2 separate regions of the Homo sapiens genome follow, and region 2 is linked to region 1. Evidence: read pairs that join two places in POLR2A ChIA-PET (ENCODE). Cell type or tissue: OCI-LY7. All regions are shown on one strand. Each heading gives the region's core, and the rest is flanking DNA. Links, peaks and the distances in the headings are about the cores only.

Region 1 (10,067 bases), core at 720-8,719:
AGACATGAGGCACTACATCCAGCCAAGTTACTTATTAAGAAGAGGTTTTGAAGTGAGAGGGGGCAGTGGCGTTGATAGTCTAAATGAAGGTGGTTAGTAGCAGGAATGGAAAGGGATGAACAGTTGTGCAGGCTTATTATTTCTTAGAAAAGAAAATACCTTATACAATCACTGTTTTATGGAAACTTGAAAAGAGTCCAGGTATTTTTTTTTTTTTGGTGGGGGATGGAGTTTCGCTCTTGTTGCCCAGGCTGGAGTGCAATGGTGCAATCTTGGCTCACTGCAACTTCCACCTCCCAGGTTCAAGCGATTCTCCTGCCTCAGCCTCCCAAGTAGCTGGGATTACAGATGCGTGCCACCTTGCCTAGCTAATTTTTGTATTTTTAGTAGAGATGGGGTTTCACCACGTTGGCCAGGCTTGTCTCTAACTCCTGACCTCAGGTGATCCTCTCACCTCGGCCTCCCAAAGTGCTGGGATTACAGGCGTGAGCCACCGTGTCCAGCCTGTTTTATTTAAATTTCATATGAACAGTTCTTTAACAATTTTGGAGAGAAGTTCTCTATCAGTATCTTTGATATTCATGTATTTTAATTAAATAGAAACATTTGATGACAGTGTTACATTGTAGTATATAATTTTAAAAAAGCATATCAAAGCCTTTTACATATTTCAGTAATTGTTCAACCATTTCTTTGAGGTTTGAGGTACACAGGTCATGATAATCCTAATTTTTTTTTTCTGGCGGAGTCTTGCTGTGTCACCCAAGCTGGAGTGCAATGGCATGATCTCGGCTCACTGCAGCCTCCGCCTCCCTGGTTCAAGCGATTCTCCTGCCTCAGCCTCCTGAGTTGCTGAGATTACAGGTACCCGCCACCACGCCCAGCTAATTTTTGTATTTTAGTAGAGATGGGTTTCGCCCTGTTGGCCAGGCTGATCTCGAACTCCTGACCTCAAGCAATCCACCCGCCTCGGCCTCCCAAAGTGCTGGGATTACACGCATGAGCCACCGCGCCTGGCTGATAACCCTAATTTTTAATGTTCATTTAAATTTCAAGATAACCATGGAAAAATCAGTCTTTATCAGTGAGCAGCTCAGTTCTGTGAACCCAATTCTTTTTTAAAGCAAGCGTGCTGAAATACAGAGTGGATTATTCTCTTTGTGTCCAATAGGAAAGAAAAGGAACAGCCAAAGTGGACTTTTTGAAGAAGATTGAGAAAGAAATCCAACAGAAATGGGATACTGAGAGAGTGTTTGAGGTCAATGCATCTAATTTAGAGAAACAGACCAGGTGAGTAATAGTTTGTGAAGTTCTGCACATTGTATTTCTATATATATATATATATATATATATTTTTTTTTTTTTTTTTTTGAGACGGAGTCTTGCTCTGTCGCCCAGGCTGGAGTGCAGTGGCGCAATCTCGGCTCACTGCAAGCTCCGCCTCCCAGGTTCATGCCATTCTCCTGCCTCAGCCTCCCGAGCAGCTGGGACTACAGGCACCCACCACCATGCCCAGCTAATTTTTTGTATTTTTAGTAGAGATGATGTTTCACTGTGTTAGCCAGGGTGGTCTCGATCTTCTGACCTCGTGATCCACCCGCCTCGGCCTCCCAAAGTCCTGGGATTACAGGCGTGAGCCACCACGCCCGGCCCTGTGCATTGTATTTCTAAAACCGTTGGCTTTATAGTACAGAAACAGCTTGGTGGAACCCATAAGGTAGATTGTATTTATAATGCCTGAAACAGGGTGAAGGAGGTGACTTTCACTTTCTGCATATGAATTAGGATCTTTTTTCTTATGGGGTTTGTAAAGATTTTTTTTTCTAAATAAAGTTTGTTTTGTTTTGTTTTAAAGACTACAGTATTTTAAATATTTAGACAAAGAAGGATGTTTTGAGATTTTTTTCTTTGCTGACTGATAAAACGAAATTATTCTATTAGACTCATAGACGATTATTATCTCCAAAGACAGAAAATGTAAATTTTTATGTTTTTTCTTTACAAGTAAACCTAATGCTTATAGAAGTATAAATGTTGAAGATATTATTTCATAAATACTGCATTGCCTTGATACTAAAATAATACTGATTTAAAGACAAACGTAGATCATGACATGATATTTGGGAAAAACAAAAACAAAATAACTCCCCCAAACATTGCCTTAATAAATGTATGCATCAATTATAAGATATATCCCAGATTCATATATGTTGAGATGTAAGAAAATGTGCTTTTTCAGATTGAAGAAATACGGTTATAGTAACAACAATAATAGTAAGTTAACATTGAACACTTACTGTGTGCTAGCAAATGTGCTAGCAAATTTTTTTACATGTATACTCTCATTTAATCTTCTTTTTCTTTCTTTCTTTTTTTTTTTTTTTTTTTGAGACAGTCTTGCTCTGTCATCAGGCTGGAGTGCAGTGGCGCCATCTCGGCTCACTGCAACCCCCAACTCCCTGGTTAAAGCGATTCTCCTGCCTCAGCCTCCTTAGTAGCTGGGATTACAGGCATGTGCCACCACGCCCAGCTAATTTTTGTATTTTTAGTAGAGACGGGGTTTTACCATGTTGGCCAGGATGGTCTCGATTTCCTGACCTCGTGATCCGCCCACCTCAGCCTCCCAAAGTGCCGGGATTACAGGCATAAGCCACCGTGCCTAGCCTTTTTCTTTCTTTCTTTTTTTAGACAAAGTCTTGCTGTGTCATTCAAGCTGGAGTGCAGTGGCACAGTCATAGCTCACTGTAACTTCAAACTCCCGAGCTCAAGCAATCCTTCTTCCTCGGCCTTCTGAGTAGCTGGGACTACAGGCATGCGCCACCATGCCTGGCTAATTTGTTTTTTCTTAGAGACAGGGTCTTGCTATGTTGCCCAGGCTGGTCTCAAACTCCTGGCTTCAAGTGATCCTTCTGCCTTGGCCTCTCAAAGCTCTTAAGATTATAAGACATGAGCCATCACTCCTGGCCTCATTTTACCTTTTAATTTTTTTTGTTTTTGTTTTTTTTTTTTGAGACGGAGTCTTGCTCTGTCACCCAGGCTGGAGTGCAGTGGCGCAATCTCGGCTCACTGCAAGCTCCGCCTGCCGGGTTCACGCCATTCTCCTGCTTCAGCCTCCTGAGTAGCTGGAACTACAGGCGGCTGCCACCATGCCCGGCTAATTTTTTTGTATTTTTAGTAGAGATGGGGTTGCATTGTGGTCTCGATCTCCTGACCTCGTGATCTGCCTGCCTCGGCCTTCCAAAGTGCTGGGATTACAGGCGTGAGCCACTGCGCCCGGCCTTTTTTTTTTTTTTTTTGAGGTGGAGTCTTGCTCTGTTGCCTAGGCTGGGTGCAGTGGCATGATCTCGGCTCACTGCAACCTCTGCCTCCCGGGTTCAATGATTTTTCTGCCTCAGCCTCCCCAGTAGCTGGGATTACAGGTGCATGCCACCACGCCTGGCTAAGTTTTAATTTTTGTTTTTAATAGAGACGGGGTTTTGCCATGTTGGCCAGTCTGGTCTCAAACTCAAATGATCCGCCTGCCTCCGACTCCCAAAGTGCTGGGATTACACGCGTGAGCCACTGTGCCCGCCCATTATCTTTTTTTTTTTTTTAATTTGGAGACAGAGTCTGTGGTGTCAGATGGAGCGAGCCTCTGTCACCCAGGCTGGAGTGCAGTTGTGTGATCTCAGCTCACTGCAACCTCTGTCTCCTGGGCTCAGGTGATCCTCTCACCTCAGCCTCCTGAGTAGGTGGGACTGTAGGCGCACGCCACCACACCCAGGTAATTTTTCTATTTTTAGTAGAAATGGGGTCTTGTTATGTTGCTGAGGCTGGTCCCAACTCCTGGGCTCAAGTGATCTGCCCACCCCGGCCTCCCAAAGTGCCGGGATTATAGGCATGGGCCACTGCACCCAGCATTGAAAAAATTTCTTTTGTAGAAATGAAGTTTCACTGTCTTGCCCAGGCTAGTCTTGAACTCCTGGGCTCAAGTAATCCTCCCACTTTTGCCTCCCAAAGTGTTGGGATTACAGGTTTGAGCCACCATGCCTGGCCTTAATCTTCTCAATATACTTTAAGGTTAACAGCTTTTAAAATTTCTCTTTTACAGCTGAGGAAACTGAGGCACAGAGAGGCTAAGTAACCAGTTCAAGGTTACATCACTGGGAATTGACTGGGCCTGGGCTTGTTTTTAGGACTTTCTGATTCAAAAGTCTTTTTTCCTTGCTTATTAAGCTATATTCTAATGGATATATATATATATATATATGGATATATACATATATGGATATATATATATATGGATATATACATATATGGATATATATATATATATGGATATATATATATATATATGGATATATATATATATGGATATATATATATATATATGGATATATATATATATATTTGAGACAGAGTTTTGCTGTTGTTGCCCAGGCTGGAGTGCAATGGTGTGATCTCGGCTCACCGCAACCTCCGACTCCCGTGTTCAAGCGATTCTCCTGCCTCAGCCTCCCCTGTAGCTGGGATTACAGGCATGCGCCACCACGCACAGCTAATTTTGTAGTTTTACTAGAGACGGGTTTTCTCCACGTTAGGCTAGTCTTGAAATCCCAACCTCAGGTGATCCGCCCGCCTCCGCCTCCCAAAGTGCTGGGATTAGAGGTGTGAGCCACCAGGCCCCAGCCTTTTTTTTTTTTTTTTTTTTTTAAGAGAAAAAGAAATTGCTGTAATATAGTCTCTGGTGTTATACTTGAAGCTATAATTTGAAGCTTCTATTTTCTTCTAGAGGTTTGGTTAACTTTAAGGTAATTTAAAATAATTACAAGTGAACTGAAAAAGCTGCTTTGTTTAGTGAAAGAGAATTAACTATAGGTGTATGCAGTAAGACTGAAGAAAGTAATATAATGTCAAGTGAAGAAGGCAAATTGCAGAAGTCTATATGAAGTATGCCTTTTTTTTGTATGAAACTCACAAGTGAGCGAAACTAAATGATAAATAGTTTAAGGGTGCTGCCAAGTGTGCAAACTATTCAAAAACAAGGGAACGGTAAAAGCAAATTTCAGAATGTCGGTTATCTCTTGTGGGACAGTAGAGAGGAAACAGGTAGTTTCAGTGGATTCATAAGTCAGATGGTGTGTTTACAAGTGTTCATTTTATTATGCTTCATAACACAGTATGTATGTTAGATATTCTTCATAAGAAAAAAGAATACAGACCAAGCATGGTGGCTCATGAGCTCATGCTCATGGTGGTTCTTATATTGAGAACCCTGTCTTTACAAAAACAACTAAAAAATTAAAAAAAAAAAAAAAGCTTTAAAGGATGCGTTTAAAGTGAATCTACCACATATCAAGTAATATTGAGGATGTTTTATATTACCTGAGGGACTTTGAATTGCTTTATATATATATCTAGTATCTAGTGAAAACAAATCTCATTTATTCAGTAAAATATTAAATTAGCCTAGGTTCATAAGGGTATTAAAGAATTTTTTTTTTTTTGAGATGGAGTCTCATTTTCGCCCAGGCTGGAGTGCAGTGGCATGATCTCAGCTCATTGCAACCTCTGCCTCTCAGGTTCAATGATCAGGCGATTCTTGATTCTCATGCTTAACCACTAGAGTAGCTGGGATTATCAGCGCACGCCATCACGCCCGGCTAGTTTTTAGTAGAGACAGGGTTTCACCATGTTGCCCAGGCTGGTCTCGAACTCCTGGCCTCAAGCAGTCCACCAGCCTTGGCCTCCCAAAGTGTTGGGATTACAGGTGTGAGCCACCACGCCTGACCTAGTATATTATCTTTACTCAAGTATTTTAGCTCAAATTAAACCTCTAGTATTTGTTACAAGGCTATTTAATTCTTAATAGCAACCTATCAATGTCTTATTTCTTGTAAATCTAAAGTAATTTTCAATTTTAGAGAGTTTTAAATTTGTAGATTTATAAATTTACTTTTAAATATTTTTTAAATAACCTTAAGTTATTTATATCAAGCATTTCCTTCACCCCACTTCCTTATTGTAAAAGGAACTTAACATTTATTCTTCTGTACTTTCTTTTTTATACTGTTGTTTTGCAGCAAGGGCAAGTATTTTGTAACCTTCCCATATCCATATATGAATGGACGCCTTCATTTGGGACACACGTTTTCTTTATCCAAATGTGAGGTAATGTTTCCCTATGTTTGCTATAATGGGGAGGAAGGTTTTTAACGAATATTGTTTTGAAGAAAATGGCAGCTATAGAATTTATTATTTCCTGTTAAGAGAACTTAAAATTCCTTAAAGCATAATTTTTTATATTTAAGTAATTTATTTTTATTTTTATTTATTTATTTTTGAGATGGAGTCTTGCTTTGTCACCAGGCTGGAGTGCAGTGGTGTGATCTCAGCTCACTGCAACCTCTGCCTCCTGGGTTCAAGTGATTCTTCTGCCTCAGCCTCCCGAGTAGCTGGGACTACAGGCACGCACCACCACGCCCAGCTAATTTTTGTATTTTTAGTAGACACGGGATTTCACCATATTGGCCAGGATGGTCTCAAACTCTTGACCTTGTGATCCACCAGCCTCGGCCTCTGAAAGTGCTGGGATTATAGGCATGAGCCACCGTGCCTGGCCCATTTAAGTAATTTAATTTTTATATTTAATTTTTATGTGCCATATGTGTATGTGTGCAAGGGTCTGGGCATGTATGCATATTCAAAAGTAATTCCTAGGTTGGTGAGTTTTGGGATGCCTAAAATCTAACTGGCATTCCAAAGGAGGATGTAAAGAAGAAAACTAATTTTTTTGTGTGAAAAGTTCACATTTTGTATTTGTCTGGCATTTAAATTTGCAATTTAAATTTAATTTTATTTCTGTAGTTTGCTGTAGGGTACCAGCGATTGAAAGGAAAATGTTGTCTGTTTCCCTTTGGCCTGCACTGTACTGGAATGCCTATTAAGGTAAGATCGCTAATAGGATTGGTTTCTACTCTTTTTAGTTGGAGCAAATAGTAATACCCAATTCAAGAGCTTAAAAGGATTTTTAAGTATTGCTGCATTAAAGTATGAAATGAGTTGAATTTATTATAGTGAAAATTAATTTAAAAATAAACAACATGTGAAGAAGTGCTTAAATAAAGGGCATCCATTATGGTCTAAGTGATTACTAAGTGATTTTAATGTCTTTTGGTTACCTTGTGTATTTATGTCTGTATTACAGTTAGGTAATAACTGATTCTGTTTTACTAAAAAGAAAAATGTACAGCCATTGTGCACTTATGACATATGTAAGATGCCGGCATAAAATAATAAACAGTTGTATTGTATTTTGATCATTTTTGCAAATATCTTCATTTGTCATAAGTTTGTATTAGAAATAATTCTCAATGAAGAATAGGAAAGAAAACTAGAGTTGAAAGGATTCCTTTATATAATAGGATTAGGAAATTTAAATCCTATTTCTTTTTATTCTCCAACATTTTATTTTATTTTACTTTATTTTATTTTTTTTTTGAGACGGAGTTTTGCTTTTGTCGTCCAGGCTGCAGTGCAATGGTGTGATCTTGGCTAACTGCAACCTCCTTCTCCTGGGTTCAAGCGATTCTCCTGCCTCAACCTCCCGAGTAGCTGGGATTACAGGCACCCGCCACCACACCTGGCTAATTTTTGTATTTTTAGTAGAGACGAGGTTTCCCCGTGTTGGCTAGGCTGTTCTGGAACTCCTGACCTCAGTTGATCCACCCACCTCGGCCTTCCAAAGTGCTGGGATTACAAGCGTGAGCCACCATGCCCGGCCTTCTGCAACCTTTTATTTTAAAGAATGTCAATCCTACAGAAAAAGTGGAATGGTAGTACAATGAACACCCTCCACCCTTCACCTGTAGTTACAAAGTCTTAACGTTTGCCATATTTGTTTTAGTTCTGTCTCTTAGCACACATGCATGCATGCGTGCTTTTCTCTTTCTTTTTCTTCTTTTTTTTTTTTCTGAGTTGGAGTCTTGCTCTGTCACCCAGGCTGGAGTGCAGTGTTGTACTTTTAGTACAGATGGGGTTTCACCATGTTGGCCAGGCTGGTTTCAAACTCCTGACCTCAGGTAATCTGCCCACCTCGGCCTCCCAAAGTGCTGGGATTACAGGCATGAGCCACCACGCCTAGCCCTTCTCTCTCTCTTTTTCTGTGAACTTTTTGAAAGAAAGTTGCAGATATCATGACGTGTCATTGCTAAATACTTCAGCATGTATTCTAAGAACAAGGGCATTCTTCTACATTATCAGAGTCCTGTTATCCCCTCCAAGAAATTCAACATTGATGTTATATTATCGTCTTCATCTAATCTGTAGTCAAATTTCTGTAGACTCAAAATGTCCTTTCCATCTGTTTTTCCCCCCTTTTTTTTTTTTGAGACGGAATCTTGCTCTGTCACTCAGTCTGGAGTGCAGTGGTGAGATCTTGGCTTGCTGCAACATCTGCCTCCCAAGTTCAAGTGATTCTCTTGCCTCAGCCTCCTGAATATCTGGGATTACAGGTGCCTGCTACCATGCCTGGCTAATGTTTTTTGTATTTTTAGTGTAAACAGGGTTTCACCATGTTGGGCAGGCTGGTCTCGAACTCCTGACCTTAGGTGATCCGCCTGCCTTGGCTTCCCACAGTGCTGAGATTACAGGCTTGACCCACTATGCCCTGCTGTTTTTCACTTTTTATTTTGTGGAGCACACATTGCATGTAATTATCCATTCTTTTCACTGTCTTTTAGTTGTTTGTCGTGATATTGATGTTTTTGAAGTCTAAGCTAGTTATTTTGTAGAATGTCCTATGATATGAGTTTTCTGATTGTTTTTTCATGATTAGGGTTGGGCTAAATATTTTGACAAGAATACTTCATTGTTGAGGTATTAACTTACCATTGTATCACCTCAAAAGCATATAAAATGGTAATTTGTCCCATTTAGTGAAATTAAGTTAATCCTGCCAGGTTTCCTCATTCTAAAGGTGACTTTTCCTCCTATAAAATTAAAAAGTAAGGCCAGACACGGTGGCTCACGCCTGTAATCCCAGCACTTTGGGAGGCCGAGGCAGGAGGATCACATGAGGTCAGGAGTTCAAAACCAGCCTGGCCAACGTGGTGAAACCCCATCTCTACTAAAAATACAAAAATTAGCCGGGCGTGGTGGCAGGTGCCTGTAATTCCAGCTACTTCGGAGGCTATGTCAGGAGAATCGCTTGAACCCGGGAAGTAGAGGTTGCAGTGAGCCGAAACTGCGCCATTGCACTCCAGCCTGGGCAACAAGAGTAAAATTCCATCTCAAAAAAAAAAAAGAAAGAAATTAAAAAGTAATCTATAGGATAACACTTTGAGAGCCTCTGAATGTCCTGTTACTCAATAACCCTGGTTTTATCATCCTTTAATCATCCTTGCCTGTTTTTATTATTCTATTAGTGGTTGAAATTCTTCTGAATAGAAGAGCCTTTTCCATTTAAAAAATTTTTACTTCTGTATTTCTTATTTTTCTCATAACTTTAACAGTGTTTACTTGGTGTCATCTTTGTTTTTGACAGTGGACTCATTGTGGTATAATTGATAAGAGCTAGAGTGGAAAGTCCAAGGTTAAGTCTGTAACTTTGCTAGCTGTATGACCTTGGGTAAATCACTTCATCTCTGTTTGTTTTCTGACTTAAAGCCTATCCTATCTACTTGGTAGGCTTGTGATGATAACTAATAGAGTATATGTGACAGTAATCTATCTTTCTTTCTTTCTTTCTTTCTTGCTGGTGGGATTTTATTTTTGTTTTTATTTATTTTTTATTATTATACTTTAAGTTCTGGGGTACATGTGCACAATGTGCAGCTTTGTTACATGTGTATACATGTGCCATATTGGTGTGCTGCACCCATTAACTCGTCATTTACATTAGGTATATCTCCTAATGCTATCCCTCCCCCCTCCTGACAGTAATCTTTAAATTGAGAAACAATGTTATTAATGTTATCCAAAATGATAACACATTATGTTTCCTACATCTTTATATATCTAATATATATGGTATATAGTATACTATATTGAATATTCTGGGTGTTGAATAAATGTTTTTGAGTAAATTA
Region 2 (10,067 bases), core at 669-8,668, 87 kb before region 1:
TAGTTTCTATTCAAATGCAGGACTACAGGTATTTACTTAGTCTTATCTATCTTCTATCTCTCTTTTCAACCACACTGAAAGTCTGAGTTGTCAAGGACATCAGTGTAATTCCTCATTTGATTTACCCTACAATGCTCACAGATGGGTTTTAGAATATCAACACTGTCAACAATATGATTAGAAAGAGCTTTCTTTAAATTGTTTTTTGTCCTCAGGGTATATCACATTAGGAATACATCATCAAATCACTGTTTTAAAGCACTCAATGCAGATATGCTAGTTCATGTGTTTCACTTTTCTTTTCACTTTTTAGGGATTACTTCTATTTCATTTAATTTTACTTTATAATTACTTTCAGAATTTATTTACATGGTTCCAAGTTAAATCTACAAAACAAGACGTAATCAAAAGTCATCTAGCTTCTTCTATACTTGCCATAACCACAAGATTTAAATAATATGAATTATCTTTTTGGTTTTTTTCCTGTTAAAAGCAAATACTTCTCTGTGTTCAGTGCCTCTACTTTTTCACACCAGCAGTAGTCAACTATGTATTTTTTTCTTCCATTTTGCTTTTTTACTTAATATATTCTGATAATCACTCCATGGTACATATAAAAATATTCTTCATTCTTTATATAGTTGTATATTTACTGTGTAGATATACTACATTTGCAGTAACCAGTCCCCTACAGATGGGTATTTGGGTTGTTTCCAGTCTTTTGTTATTATAAAGAGTATATCATTACTAGCCTTGCACATATGTCTTTCCATATTTTGGCTGGTATACCTTTGACATAGATTCTTAGAAGGAAGATAACTAGTTTAGTAATGCATATGCATAATTTTTGCAGATACTGTACTGCCAAATTTCCTTTCATGAGGGTTGTATCATTTAGACTTTCAATCAGCATCTAAATCTCAGATCCATTTGGAATTTATACTGGTTTATGATATAATTTTTAAAAAAAGGATCAGATCTTATTTCATCTTTTCCCTACTGGCTATCCAGTCATCCCAATACTATTTATCAACATGTCTATAACTTCCCCACTGACCTGTTCCACTTTGTTATTATATAATAAACTCCTATTTGCAACTGAGTCTATTTCTAGATTTTCTATTCTGTTCCACTAGTCTGTCTATTCATGAGTCATTATCAGGTTGTTTCAGTTACAGAAGCTACATAGTATTTTTGGGATAGCAGTTTTCTTTGCTTTCCCTTTTTTTTTTTTTTTTTTTTTAGCTCTCTTTGTAATAATCACCATGCTCAAGAGTTATAGTATAGATATATTACTAAAAATAAATTACTTAAAACATATTTCAAAGTTTGGTTTTTTACTATGACAGAATACCCTTCACTAAATTCTTAAAGATGAAATTAAAGAAATTAATAAAGACACTTATCTATTAATAAATATCTAAAATTCAGCCGGGTGCAGTGGCTCACGCCTGTAGTCCAGCACTCTGGGGTGGATCACCTAAGGTCGGAGTTCCAGACCAGCCTGACCAACATGGAGAAACCCCATCTCCACTAAAAATACAAAATCAGCTGGGCATGGTGGCGCATGCCTGTAATCTCAGCTACTCAGGAGGCTGAGGCAGCAGAATCGCTTGAACCCAGGAGGTGGAGGTTGCGGTGAGCCGAGATTGTGCCATTGCACTCCAGCCTGGGCAACAAGAGCAAAACTCTGTCTCAAAAAACAAACAAACAAACAAACAAACAAATAAATATCTAAAATTCTCAAATTCCTACTTAACTTGGTTTTTGTTTTTTGTGTTTTTTTTTTTTTGACACAGGGTCTTGCTCTGTCACCCAGGCTGCAGTGCAATGGTACGACCTTGGCTCACTGCAACCTCCTCCTTCGGGTTCAAGTGATTCTCGTGCCTCAGCCTCCCGGGTAGCTGGGATTACAGGTGTCTGCCACCACGCCCAGCTAATTTTTTTGTATTTTTAGTAGAGAGGGGGTTTCGCCATTTTGGCCAGGCTGGTCTCAAACTCCTGACCTCAGGTGATCCACTCACCCAGGCTTCCCAAAGTGCTGGGATTACAGGTGTGAGCCACCACGCCCAGCCTCCTACTTAATTTTGAATAGGAAAAAAATTTCACCAGCAAATTTCTGACTGAAACATGGAAACTAGAGAGGTATACCTGCCACACTTAGGTTAACTGTCACAACTGTCTTCACTGTCTGAATGATAACTGATTTATTCTGTTAATTCACTGAATGATTCTAAATATATCTGAAGCTCCCAAAAATGCATACCTGGCAATCTTCTCCAGCACCACCAGACTGATTCAACAAATGTGATGCATCACTCTGGTTACCACCTGCATGTCCAAGACGATGTTTAACAGGAACTTTGTTAAGAACATATGCACCTGATGTCTGTGGTTTGCTCATCATCTGCACATACAAAATGAACACTTATGTGGCAGAAGTTTAAAAACATGCCTAGAAATGGTACAAATTTAAGATGATTACTCTAGGGAAGAAGATAAGAAAATGGGAACGGGAAGGTGCTTCAATTATCCGTAAGGTTTTATTTTTTAAGGGGAACTGGTGAATATACAAATGATAGATTATTCATACTTTTTGGGATGTCTAAAACATATCACAACAAAATATACATGCACCTACACACAAAAAAACCATTAATTATTTTTTAATGTTTCCTCTAGTATGCAATGCTCTGAAAGAATTAGAGGGTCTTGGCTGGGCACAGTGGCTCACACATATAATCCCAGCACTTTGGGAGGCCAAGGTGGGTGGATCACCTGAGGTCAGGAGTTCAAGACCAGCCTGGCCAACATGGTGAAACCCCGTCTCTACTAAAAATACAAAAATTGGGCAGGGGTGGTGGCATGCACCTGTAGTCGCAGCTACTCAGGAGGCTGAGGCAGGTAGCCTGAACCAGGAGGCAGAGGTTGCAGTGAACCAAGACTGAGCCACTGCACTCTAGCCTGAATGACGACAAAGCAGGACTGTCTCAAAAAAAAAAAAAAAGGAAAAAAGAAGAAGAAAAGAATTAGGGGGTCTTAACTGACAGTGGCTTAATATGAATAATTGTGAAATGATCACCTCAAAAACATAATGCAATCTTGGGCTGTACTAACAGAACATGTTTAATCATCACCATGAAGGTGATAGTATGAACTCTTTTCTACACTATTCACCCAACATCTAGGGGAAGCATTCACCTTTGCACCCTTACATGAAGTGGGATACAAACATAACTGAAAGAGAATTTAGATGCAAATGAGCAGGATGATAAATGGAGTTGATGCCATGTACTGTAAGGAATACTTTTTAAAAATCTGACTGTATTTAATCTAAGCATGAGATTATCTAGGTCAATCTCTGAATGGCTCTGATGTGTGGTAGTTTGTTGTTTTGTTTTTTCCTTCCTTCATCTATTCAATCAAATATGCTTTGAGCAATATGTACCAGACATTGTTTTAGGCACTAGGGATAGAATGGACACAACAGGCAAAATTCCAATTCTCTTGGAGCTTCTATTCCCATTTTTAGAAGGAACATATAACTTTTTTACATGGGAAAAAGGAGGGCAAATGGGTAGACACAAAAAAGACTGATTCTAAAAAATAAATAGCTCTACAGTTAAAGTTGCTCTGTGGTAGATGGTTATTATACTTTAGGGTGCATAACAATAACTTAAGAGTACTTGTTAAATATGTATATTTATAGGCCCTGTATCTAGAGACTGACTCTACAGAGGTTTGAGAAGCTGAAGCCCAGAAATTTGCACCCAGGTAAGTGATTCTGATGTAAAATAGCAGGTCTCAAACTTTAAGGTATGTAAGAATCACCAGGAGAGCTTGTTAAAACACAAATCCTTGGGCCCCACCCATAGGGATTCTGATTCAGTAGGATGGAGTATGGCTCAAGAATCTGAAATTTTTCCCCCAAGAATCTGCATTTCTATAAGATCCCAGGAGATCAGATGCTACTGGTCTGCAGTTCAAATTAAGAGTAGCTCTTCTGTAGAAGACCCAAGGACCAGGAATTGAAAAATACTGATCTAGAGGGTGTAACTAAAAGACCTTTAATTCCCAGTGAACCAGATTACCTTCTGGATACCTCCGTGCACTGTTGAAGGAGCAGACTGGGCCACTAGCACCTGCTGCTGATGTAGATGCTGTGGCAGGTGATGGTGCTGCTGTGAGAGGTGACTAAGTGTTTGCTGTTGTTGCAGGAGCAGCTGTGCTGAGGACTGTAGTGTCGGTTGCTCATTATTTTCCCTATGCCACAAGACTCGAATGAATCGGTTGTTTAGAACTGCTTCTGTGCTAGAAATGGCTTTCCTGGCCTCCTCATTGGTAAGATATTGGATTAGGGCTGCTTCTGGGTCACCCTTAAAAGCAACCTTGAAGAAAATAAAACAATATAAATTCCCAAAAACAGAAAATAGTTAAATAAATTATGACCCACTGCTATGTAATGAATGTTTTCCCCAAAATACACATGTTAAAGCCCTAAACTCCAACATTACTGTTTTAGAGATAGAGCTTTTAGGATGTAATTAAGGTTAAATGAGGTCACAAAGGTGCATCCTAATGAATAGTATCGGTGGCCTTAAAAGAAGAGAAAGAGATCTGCCCTGACCCCCTCTTTCTCTTTCTCTGTCTGCCATGTGAGAACACAAGAAGCCAACCATCTGCAAGCGAGGAAGACAGCACTCCCTAGGAAATGAATCATCCAGCACCTTGATCTTGGACTTCTCAGTCTCCAAAACTGTGAGGCTACCCATTCTCTTTCAGGAAGAGATTGCAGAAAAGAACCAAATGAATTCACAAGAACAAACATGGTTTAACAAGTCCATCATAAAAGTGGGTATATAGATATATGGTGGCATTTACAGCACTTAGCAGAGATGATCAGAATAACCACTGACTCATTTAAACAAGGTGAGCTGATAGAAATATTCCCAAGACCCATAAAATGCCTGGATTCTGTCACTGACATAGCCACATTTACCTGGATATTAACAATAGTTCCAAATTTGCTGAAGTGTTCATTGAGCTTGGTAATGTTGTTCAATTCCTGAGGGATTTTCTTGACTTCTAATTTGGTGTTTGTATACTGATTCTTTCGTAAGAACCCTGGTTTATTTTGATTGTTATTTCCTTGCCTAAAAGGAAGATTAATACATCTTGGTTAATTCTCCTACTTCATGCCTAGCAAAGAGATATAACCACAAAGAATTTAGGTTTATAATTTTTTTAAGTGCCTTTTGTGGCTGGGCATGGTGGCTCCACCTATAATCCCAGAAAACTTCTTCAAAATCATATGAAACATTATATTCAAAATTCAAACCACAGAAAATACATAAGCATCCAGAAACAGATTACAGGCTGAGCGAAGTAGCTCATGCCTGTAACGCCAGCACTCTGAGAGGCCAAAGCAGGAGGATTGCTTGAGCCCAGGGGTTCCAGACCAGTCTGGGGAACATAGTAAGACCACATCTCTATGTAATAAATTAACTGATTGATTAATTTGTTTAAAGTTCCTTTTGTGAGCCCTTAACATTCTTCGGAAATTACTAAGCAATTTTCACATTCTTCTTTTTTTTTTTTGTAGACGGAGTCTCACTCATTCGCCCAGGCTGGAGTGCCGTGGAACAATCTCGGCCCACTGCAACCTCCACCTCCCAAGTTCAAGTGATTCTCCTGCCTCAGCTTCCTGAGTATCTGGGATTACAGGTGCATGCCAACACGCACGACTAATTTTTGTATGCTTAGTACAGACAAGGTTTCACCATGTTGGCCAGGCTGGTCTTGAACTCCTGGCGTCGGTGATCTACCCGTCTCGGCCTCCCAAAGTGCTGGCATTACAGGTGTGAGCCACTACGCCCGGCCAACATTATTCTTTTTTTTTTTTTTTTTTTTTTTTTTTTGAGACGGAGTCTCGCTCTGTCGCCCAGGCCGGACTGCGGACTGCAGTGGCGCAATCTCGGCTCACTGCAAGCTCTGCTTCCCGGGTTCACGCCATTCTCCTGCCTCAGCCTCCCGAGTAGCTGGGACTACAGGCGCCCGCCACTGCGCCCGGCTAATTTTTTGTATTTTTAGTAGACACGGGGTTTCACCTTGTTAGCCAGGATGGTCTCGATCTCCTGACCTCATGATCCACCCGCCTTGGCCTCCCAAAGTGCTGGGATTACAGGCGTGAGCCACCGCGCCCGGCCACATTATTCTTATTACATGAGAATAGAAAAGGTGAACAGCAATAGATTACAAAAAGAAAAGGCCCAACTAACACTTAAAATCATATGCTAAATAGATCTACCATAAAGATCTACCACAATTATCAAAGACTCTAACATCATTAAATGAAGGCTAGAACACCACCTTTTTTTTTTTTTTTTTTTTTTTGAGACAGAGTTTTGTTCTTTTTGCCCAGACTGGAGTGCAATGGTGCAATCTCAACTCACTGCAACCTCCGCCTCCCAGGTTCCAGCGATTCTCCTGCCTCAGCCTCCCAAGTTGCTGGGATTACAGGCGCGTGCCACCACACCTGGCTAATTTTGTATTTTGGCTTTCTCCATTTTGGTCAGGCTGGTCTCGAACTCCTGACCTCAAGTGATCCACCCGCCTTGGCCTCCCAAAGAGCTGGGATTATAGGCGTGAGCCACTGTGCCCAGCTAGAACATCATCTTTAACGGCATATTTTCAACTTCTGCAAAGGTACTAAGCTTTTTTTTTTCACCGTTGATTTCATTTTTTTCTTCTTTTCTATCCATTGCTAGTGTCTCAGTAATTTCTAATATTGGGTTAGGCGTAGAAATAGGTAGGTACGAATTAGAAATACCTATTTTGGGCTGGATGTGGTAGCTCACACCTGTAATCCCAGCACCTTGGGAGGCCAAGGTGGGTGGATCACCTGAGGTCAGGAGTTTGAGACCAGCCTGACTAACAAGGTGAAACCCCATCTCCGCTAAAAATACAAGAAAATCAGGTGGGCATGGTGGCTGGCACCTGTAATCTCAACTACTCAGGAGGCTGGGACAAGAGAATCACTTCAACCCAGGAGGCAGAGGTTGAGGTGAGCTGAGATTATACCATTGCACTCCAGCCTGGATGACTACGTCTTTTAAAAAAAAAAAAAAAATTATAAATATTGTTAACTTTTTAATTTTTACAACATTCTAAAGATGTCTCCTGGAACCCTAACTTCAAGATACCTAGTTTGAAAAACATTAATTAATGACAAATCTTATTTTTATGAATTTACCAATGCAAACGACAATAACAATTAGATGCTACTAATTAGCAAATTATCTTACTTTCCCAGCCAAGGTTTCTTTGTGAGTGGCCCTTCCAAACCACTCATAGCTCTTTTTCGACTATCTGGTTCAAGAACTACTCTGGTTATGTTGCTATTAATCGAAACAGGAACTGGTGGTTCAGTCTGGATCACAATGTTAGCAGCTGTTGGAAAAAAAAATTGAAATTACTGAGTTTTTCAGGAGTCTCAATGATTAATATATTTAGTCTAAAAGCTAAAAACTACTATGAATAGCTCAACTACTATCATTTCTCTTTTAGAAATGCCTAACAGAAGAAAAAGTTACAAATGCCTTTTTCTATAAAAAATAGAAATCCATGTTTCAAAACTCAAAGTTAACCTCGATGTAATAATTGACTCAGGCATGGATGATCAATAGATGAAAAAAATATTGGTGAAAGGTTGCTGGAAAACAAGATATTTATGGTGCCAAAGTACCACTCCAAAAATTACATTTACAATGGAGAGCTCTGGGCCAGGCACGGTGGCTCACGCCTGTAATTCCAGCACTTTGGGAGGCCGAGGCGGGCGGATCACCTGAGGTCGGGAGTTCGAGACCAGCCTGACCAACATGGGGAAACCCCATCTCTACTAAAAATACAAAAAAATTAGCCAGACATGGTGGTGCATGCCTGTAATCCCAGCTACTCGGGAGGCTGAGGCAGGAGAATCGCTTGAACCCAGGAGACGGAGGTTGTGGTGAGCCGAGATTGTGCCATTGCACTCCAGCCTGGGCAACAAGAGTGAAATTCGGTCTCATAAAGAAACCAAAAAAAAAAAACAAAAACAATGGAGAGCTCCAACAATGATCACCTTATACAAGCAATCAAACTTAGCACCATTAATGGACATTATTTGCCTCCTGGTATGATTCAACAAGAAGTTCACCAAATCATAAGGATTACATATTATTATGGAATTATGGTTTTATGTGTGGCAATAATACTGTGCTTATATAGGACTGTCTTATTCTTAGATATAAGGTAAAGGACTTAAAGTTTCACAATGTCTACCAATTAATTTCAAGAGATTCAACAAAAAAATGTGAGTGGAGAGAAGAAAGAGAAGAGAGAGTATACAAGAGAGCATTCATGCCCAAAGGTAGTAAAATATTACTGGTGAATCTAAATGAAGGCATTCAAATGTTCACTGTGTTTCTTTTGATTTTCCACAGGTTTAAAGTTGGGAAGAAAATCCAAAGCCAATACTATAAATTGGCAGAAATACTCTAAGAATCTGTCCTTACAATAAATAACCTGTGGGTAGGAAGACGTGTACTGAACAAAACAGAAATTAGCAACACAAAACTATGCCTATTAAATCTTGAGTATTTCTCTTAACTTTAGCAACTCCACCAAGCAAAGAATAACTCAGAGCTGAATGCTGGGGTAGGTATATGGTTAGGAGTTGGTACATTTGATTTCATCTTTGTCAGGGAAATTATGATGTAAAGATTCATTCACTTAACGTTTAGCTATTTTACAGCTCAGCAACTATAGCAGACCTTGGGTATACATTAGTGAATAAAATAGACGTGATCCTTGCTCTTGCGGGACTTGTGTTTGCAGAAGGCTAATGAAGAAGATAGCAACTGCGATGGCATAAAGCATTCTAGAGTTTGAGATGCCATTATGTTCTCCTTAAATAGTTTTTATCATTACCAGCTAACATTGCCTAATGCTTTTTTTTAATTAATTTTTTTTAATTTAATGAAGTGTGTCATATTAAAGGAAGGAAGTCACTAAAGGTTAAGTGACTTACCCAAGACAACAAAGAAATCTTGTTGTATACACAACATGACTTCTCCTCTGAATTCTAGTTCTGCCACTTAACAGCTGTGTGACTTTGGGCAAGTTCTTTAAACCTCTCTAAGCCTCAGTGTTTTTACTTGTAAAAGGAGAATAAAAATAGAAATATGAGAGACAATAATATATATGAGGCTGGGTGCAGTGGCTCATGCCTGTAATACCAGCACTTTGGGAGTCCGAGGTGAGATCTGGATCACCTGAGGTCAGGAGTTCAAGACCAGCCTGACCAATATGGTGAAACCTCGTCTCTACTAAAAATACAAAAATTAGCAGGGTTGTGGTGGTGCACACCTGTAATCCCAGCTACTCAGGAGGCTGAGGTGGGAGAATCGCTTGAACCCAGGAGGCGGAGGTTGCAGTGAGCCGAGATCGTGCCACTGCATTCCAGCATAGGTGACAGAAGGAGACCCTGTCTCAAAAAATATATATATATAAATAATATATATAAAAATAATATATATAAAAATATATATATAAATAATATATATATAAAATATATATATATGAGAAGGCATTTGGTGTAGTCTTCATACAAAACCTGTTATTCTTATAGTGGTAATAGTGTTATTAACAGCAGGAAAAAAGAATTAATAAAGCTAGGATAGAAAGGAAGAACAGGAAAATGCTAGGCTGGGCATGGTGGCTCACACCTGTAATACCAGCACTTTGAGAGGCCAAGGTAGGTGGATAACCTCAGGTCAGGAGTTCAAGACCAGCCTGGCCAACATGGTGAAACCCCGTCTATACTAAAAATACAAAAATTAGCCAGGCATGGTGGCACATGCTTATAATCTCAGCTATTCAGGAGGCAGAGGCAGGAGAATCCCTTGAACTTGGGAGGCAGAGGTTGCAGTGAGTCAGGATCACGCCACTGCACTCCAACCTGGGCAACAGACCCAGACTCCATTTCAAAAAAAAAAAAGAAGAAGAAGAAAAAAAGGAAAAGAAAGGAA

Evidence for each region. ChIA-PET counts read pairs that join two places held together with the same protein. Peaks named below come from ENCODE experiments on the same cell type or tissue, not always from the same donor. Only the 100,000 strongest peaks of a DNase experiment are listed, where the experiment ranks them.
Region 2: POLR2A ChIA-PET joins it to region 1 with 23 read pairs; 9 of 35 experiments call an interaction of 5 or more read pairs at or near these places.

The regions. Positions count from the first base shown.
Region 1 is chr5:146,168,770-146,178,836 of GRCh38, reverse strand. LARS1 (leucyl-tRNA synthetase 1) reads left to right here. Exons shown (of 32, transcript NM_020117.11): 2 at 1,172-1,290; 3 at 6,063-6,150; 4 at 6,847-6,927. Among named protein-coding and RNA genes, the nearest start is that of LARS1, 8.8 kb to the left of the region's middle. RefSeq lists silencers at 1,105-1,305, 2,125-2,325, cis regulatory regions at 3,115, 7,732 and enhancers at 3,031-3,200, 7,648-7,817, 9,048-9,217. In OCI-LY7, for the core only: no CTCF peak of the experiment used is centred there; DNase peaks (open chromatin) are centred at 5,036 and 5,586; H3K4me3 peaks cover 1,117 bases; H3K27ac peaks cover 3,220 bases.
Region 2 is chr5:146,255,831-146,265,897 of GRCh38, reverse strand. RBM27-POU4F3 (RBM27-POU4F3 readthrough) reads right to left here. Exons shown (of 20, transcript NM_001414499.1): 10 at 7,305-7,449; 11 at 5,000-5,153; 12 at 4,092-4,388; 13 at 2,267-2,407. RBM27 (RNA binding motif protein 27) reads right to left here. Exons shown (of 21, transcript NM_018989.2): 11 at 7,305-7,449; 12 at 5,000-5,153; 13 at 4,092-4,388; 14 at 2,267-2,407. Among named protein-coding and RNA genes, the nearest start is that of RBM27-POU4F3, 57 kb to the right of the region's middle. RefSeq lists an enhancer at 8,706-8,875. In OCI-LY7, for the core only: no CTCF peak of the experiment used is centred there; no DNase peak of the experiment used is centred there.